2 separate regions of the Homo sapiens genome follow, and region 1 is linked to region 2. A link is a contact called in ENCODE Hi-C or POLR2A ChIA-PET data. All regions are on one chromosome and are shown on one strand. The core of a region is the stretch at or near the end of the contact, and the rest is flanking DNA. Distances in the headings are between cores, read along the strand shown.

What was found. Hi-C counts contacts between places; a loop is a spot of excess contacts on that map. ChIA-PET counts read pairs that join two places held with the same protein, here RNA polymerase II (POLR2A).
Region 1: a loop to region 2 is called in a map of posterior vena cava, with 27 times the contacts of the local background. The contact joins two enhancer-like sites. A Hi-C loop is called at or near these places in 3 of 168 maps with a recorded cell type or tissue (heart left ventricle, left ventricle myocardium superior and posterior vena cava). POLR2A ChIA-PET finds 5 or more read pairs at or near these places in 3 of 52 experiments (GM12878, PC-9 and activated CD4-positive, alpha-beta T cell).

What each region holds. Positions count from the first base shown.
Region 1 is chr5:56,587,593-56,590,429 of GRCh38, reverse strand. All of the region lies in intron 1 of C5orf67 (chromosome 5 putative open reading frame 67), which reads left to right. Among named protein-coding and RNA genes, the nearest start is that of C5orf67, 17 kb to the left of the region's middle. RefSeq lists enhancers at 1,161-1,420, 1,551-1,630. Within about 2 kb of position 1,374, at least 18 of the 41 ENCODE cell types and tissues checked have a DNase peak (open chromatin) inside an H3K27ac peak, as active enhancers do.
Region 2 is chr5:56,542,875-56,545,574 of GRCh38, reverse strand. The region is part of intron 2 of C5orf67 (chromosome 5 putative open reading frame 67); the gene reads left to right. Among named protein-coding and RNA genes, the nearest start is that of C5orf67, 62 kb to the left of the region's middle. RefSeq lists a silencer at 287-487. Within about 2 kb of position 1,399, at least 4 of the 41 ENCODE cell types and tissues checked have a DNase peak (open chromatin) inside an H3K27ac peak, as active enhancers do.

The DNA of each region.
Region 1 (2,837 bases), core at 125-2,624, 45 kb before region 2:
CCGCTAGGATTACCAACGTGACTGGTGTCTTCATAAGAAGAGAGTAGGACATAGACATGTACAGAGGGAAGAGCATGTGGAGACCCAGGGAGGAGGCGATGGCCACCTACAAGCCAAGGAGAGAGGCCTCAGAAGTAGCCCACTCCTTGATCTTGGCCTTCTAGCCTCCAGAATCGTGAGACAATAAACTCCTGTTGCTAGCCTCCCAGACTGTGATACTGTGTTATGGCAGCCCTGGCAAACTAATAGAGTACCTATGATTTTGTTTATTGTGTGGGATAATCAAGGAACTGAGCCCTTTATTAAAGACTTTAAATATGCCTCTACAGTATAATGTGAGATAGGAAATCTGGATTCAAATCCTGGTCCTGCTACTTGCTCACTGTGCAATCTCAGACAAGTCACTTAACCTCACTGAACTTTGATTTTCTCAGTTGTACACATGTGGAAAATGCTATATTTAACTTGTGGGGTTGTGGAAATAACTAAAAAAACAGCATAGAGGTGCCCTCTTCCCTCACCCTCCTGTGGTGGATACTCACAGAATGGAGGGAAGGACCCTGGTGTCCTGTTTCCCAGCTGAGCACATGGAATTCTCTGGTTGCAACTTGAACAGCAACCTGAGAGATGAAACGTGAGCTAGCCCAGCACCCCACAGTTTGAGGCAGGGCGATATGGGTGCTTGCTTCCGAGCGAGGGCATCTCTGGTCCTGGATGTCCATTTGTGAGTTTACAGGCAGGGCAATTTGCCCATTCCCCAGTCATTTTCACAGCAGCTGGTGTCATAAATTACCACAATCACAAGTCCTCTCAAAGCGGGGCATTCCTGACATGGAATGAAGACCTACAGCCCCAGAGCATCTGATGAGATTGGATTTGTCAATAAGGGCAGTAGCCAGGCCCACGGGTGTTTGAGTACAAACTCTGGGGTCAGCAGCTGGGGCCACACCTTGGGAAGCTGCCCACTTTACTTAGGTTGTTTGCAGTAAAGTAGCTTCCGCAGTGGTTCTGAGGAGGAGGCTCCCGGCGCTCTCCCTAGGCGACATTCTGCTCCATGCCTGGATCTGGGCGTCCCACCCTCTCCCTGGGGTGCTGACAGTCAGAAACCCAGGCGTGTCAGGAAGAGCTCAGAGTTGGGCAAGCTCTGAGAACCATTTCAGCTCAGTGAAAGAGGCCGGTTAAGTTTTTGGTTTCAGAGGAGATACTTTCAGGGGGGTGAGAGGAAAGGGAAGAGGCCAAGATGCAAGGTCTGGCTGCCATTGGTCAGGGTCAGCCTGGGCTGTGGTGTTAAGGGGGTTTCAGCAGCCACTGTTGTTTCTGTTGCTCTGGCAACCAGAGGAGAAATACACAACGCCCAGTGCAGGTGCACAAGTGTTGAGTGCAGGCCCATTTCCTCCAATCGGCCCCAGCCAGCCCAGAGGCAGCGACCTAGGGGCTCCTCCCAGGATGGCTAGCTGAAAGTTTTGGTGTGTGGAGGCTGAAATGTGGAAACTAAATTTGAAGGGCGTTGACTACAGGGGCTGTGGGCAGCACCTGGTGGCACCCTCCCTCTCACGCAGGAAAGCCGGGCCTGGGGCTTGGATGGGTCAACTGGATCTCCTGCCTGTCCCTAGTTGGTTTTCCTGCTTCCGGTGGCTGCAGCCCCAGCAGCTACATCCTGGATCCTATTGAGGAAGCTTGGTGCTAGGTCAGACCCGTGACTTGCAGCTCCACCCTGGAGCTCTGGTGCGAAGCTGTGGCTGCCTGGGAGGGTGTGAGGGTTCCCTTATTCTGGTGCCTCCCTTTGCTGAGCTTGCAGCGACCCCCGACCCCCAAGCCACTCTGCTAGGCTCTCCCTCTGTAAAGGTCTCTGATTAACAGCCCTGGGGACTGGTAGACACAGGTTCAGATCTCCGTCCCTGACTGATTGAACTTCTTTGAGATTCTGGTTTCCTTACCCATGAAGTGGAAGTAGTCAAACCCATCTCAAAGATTTGTGAGGAAGAAGTTTCTGTGAAAATACCTAAGGCAGCACCTGACACATAGTAGGTGCTAAATAAATGGGGTCTTTGCCTCTTGCGTAAGAGCCAGAATTCAAGAGGCCTTGATTTCTGATGCATTTGCACTCTCTAAGCTGACAGCTGGGCCTATTCCCTTGCCAGGAGTTTCAGGACCAAGGCCATCCCGCAAGCCCAGTCCATCAGCACTTCCTGAAGCTCTCTCTTCTCAGTATATCCAGAAACTCTCCACTCCCACCTCTCTCACTGCTACCTTATCCCAGCTCCATCACCTCTTACCTGGATTACTGCAGCTGCCTCCAAACTAGGCTCCCTGCTTCTGTCCCTGACTGCTCAAACTCTTCCTACTCAGCAGGCATCCTGCTATGCCAGTAGTCATCAGATGGTGCCTCTCCTCTGTTCAGAGCTTGCCAGAGTCTGCCTTTCTCATTCTGGGCCCCGCTTCTATTACCTCATTTCCCACCGCTTCCCTTTACTCTTTCTACTCCTGGCCTCTTTGCTGCTTCTTCAAAGTAAGAAGCATGCTCCCAAACAGGACATTTGCACGTGCTTTTTCCTCTCCCTGGGTGTCCACTCTGATGTCCTTATGGCTCATGCTCGCTTCCTTCAGCTTTCCACTCAGCCTTCCCCTTCTGAGCAAGGGCCTCCCTGACCACCCATCTAAAACATCACCCTCAATCCCCATCACTTCCTACCTCCCTGCTTGCTTTTTCTTCATATCCCCTATCATAACCTGAAATATACATTTATGTGTTTATTTTTGTCTTACTCTACCAAATGTAGGATTACCAACATTTCCTATCAAAGTGCAGGAAATGCGGTTTCTTCCTGTTGAGTCTT
Region 2 (2,700 bases), core at 150-2,649:
CAAACACCAATGGTTTCTTTCAAGAAAGAGACTACTTGGAATCTTTGGGTTTTGGTTTATGATTACAGTGTGTGGAACGGATCATTTCTGGTTTATGAGCAGCTTGATGTGCTAGAAAGAGCTGTGAATTTGGACTTGGAGCAATTAGGATTCTGGTTCCAGCTTTTTTCCAGCTACAGCTCGCGAGTAACTTAGTTTAGCTTCTTTGACCTTGGTTTCCTCATCTGTAAAATGAGAGGGTTTGCTCAGATGATCTTTGACCTAATGAGTCTACGAAAAGTGAATGTTGGAAGCACATGTTCACCTTCTCCAATTACCAGCTGTGATTATGTGACTGGACCAAATGGCACTAACTGTCGAAACCTTTTAGGCTGAAGGGGAAGCACTAACTGTTGAAACCTTTTAGGCTGAAGGGGAAGCATTCTGAAATAGGACAAGGGGCACCTCGTGTTGAAACCTGGAGCTGGTCAACCCTCTGAGGCCAATGCCGACCTTTGCATCTGCCTCCCACGCCCTGCTTGTTTTAGCTGGACCAGGAGAAACTAATGTCAAGACAAAAAAAAAAAAAACCTGAAATCCATAACATTTTGATAGGTAGCTTTATGAACAGTTACAAATCAGATGTTTGCCCCCCAAATTTTAACTTTATTCTCTGAAACAGATCTAAAATTCCTATCTACCTCACAGTTTCACAGATAACCCAGTCTCTTCCAGTTTATAACTGCCTCTTTGGGGTAAGTATTCAGTTAAGTATTTCAATATCAGGGCTATATCTGTGTTCTCAAAGAAAATCCTTTCTACCTTCTCCTCCCCGAAATGGCTTCTGGGAGGGGAAAGCTTACTCTTCTTGAACAAGGAAGCTGGGAGGGGGGTCTTTGGTGTGAGCTGTCCCGTGGATCTTCTGTGACCTCTTCCAGGATGTCCCTTGTCCTACCTTGTCACTGGATAACTTGCATCAGTTTCCACCAGATGTGGCTGATTCCACCTGGCCTTTGGGACCTCATGTTCGCATCTGACAGTTTCATTCTGCCCCTCAATTCTGGATTTGAGATTCTGGCACTTTGTGAGTTTATTTGTTTGGACTCCAGGCCTTGTTGGATCTACCAATCTTTCAGCCCATGTTCCCCAGCTTGGATAATAGGAAATTCTTAATCTCCTATGGGCCACCCAAGACCGTGGGGAATTAGTAACACTATCTATATCAGGCTCTCACTTTCTGCCAAATTCTCCACATTGCAATTTCTAAATCTACTTCAGCCTTTCCCCACCCAACTCCATGTTAGTGCAGGACACCTGGTGAGGTTTTCTCCTGCTAGATGGCCAAAGGCACTGCTACCCTGACTCATTATGAAAGATTGCAGTGATGGATTAGTGGTGACAGGCATGTATAGGGAAGATGGAAGTGGTTGCATTCCTGCCGTATATTTGCCATCATAACTTCTGCCCTTACAAGACAGTAGCTCTTGTCTTGGAATAAGCATCATTTCCCAAGTGAGGCTGGTGTGTGTGTGTGTGTGTGTGTGTGCACGCACATATCATGACCTACAGTAGTAGTTCTCAAATGTTAACATGCAAATAATTACCTGGAGGGCTTGTTAAAACAGACTTCTGGGCCCCACACCCAGTTTCTGATTCTGTAATCCTAGGGTGGAGCGTAAGAGTCTGTATTTCTACCAAGTCCTCAGATGATGCTGATGTTACTGGTCCTGGGATCACACTGACCCAGAATCTCCAGACTCTGGTGCTGTATGCAGATTGTGGTAAAAGCAATGCAATGTCTGAACACAATTTTGTGCTTGGAAACCTGAGGACGTATAGTTTTTCAATGTAAGAGATATTACTGGGGTCTGAGTAAAGAATAGGCATGTAAAAATTCATGCGTGAGTCACCTTTTCAGATGATTACACTATATATTTTCTGATGATTCATTCTTTTCCCCTCATGCCTTTCCAGGTTGCTAACCTGACCAGTCCTGCAGTGGAGGTAGTTATACCCAAGGTGTGATTTGGGATCACTAAAAGGAATTTCTCTAACTACTGAAGTGTCTAAAATACCTAGGTTAGCTCTGAGCTCAGATCCCAGTCCATCAGACTCGCTGTTTTCAAGAGGAGGAAGCAAGGGAGAACAAAAGCTAGCCTGTCCATGGAACAGGCTTAACAGATGAATTTCTTCTTGTATTGTTTCCTTTCTGTTATCTCCTATGTTTCAAACACAAACTTGTATTGAATCTTTTTTTTAAAATTAACAACTTTATTTACCATAAAATTAACTTACTGTAAGTATACAATTCAACTATTTTTTGTATGTTTATAAAATTGTATAACAATCCCCATAATCTAATTTCAGAACATTTTTCTCACCCCCTAAAAAGCCTCATGCCCACACACAATCACTTCTTTTTCCACTCTCTATCCTAAGCAACCACTCATCTGCTTACTGGCCCAATATTTTTGCTTTTTGCCTTTTCTGGACATTTCATATAAGCAGAACCTGGGAGGCCAAGGCGGGCGGATCACGAGGTCAGGAGATCGAGACCATCCCGGCTAAAACGGTGAAACCCCGTCTCTACTAAAAATACAAAAAATTAGCCGGGCGTAGTGGCGGGCGCCTGTAGTCCCAGCTACTTGGGAGGCTGAGGCAGGAGAATGGCGTGAACCCGGGAGGCGGAGCTTGCAGTGAGCCGAGATCCCGCCACTGCAC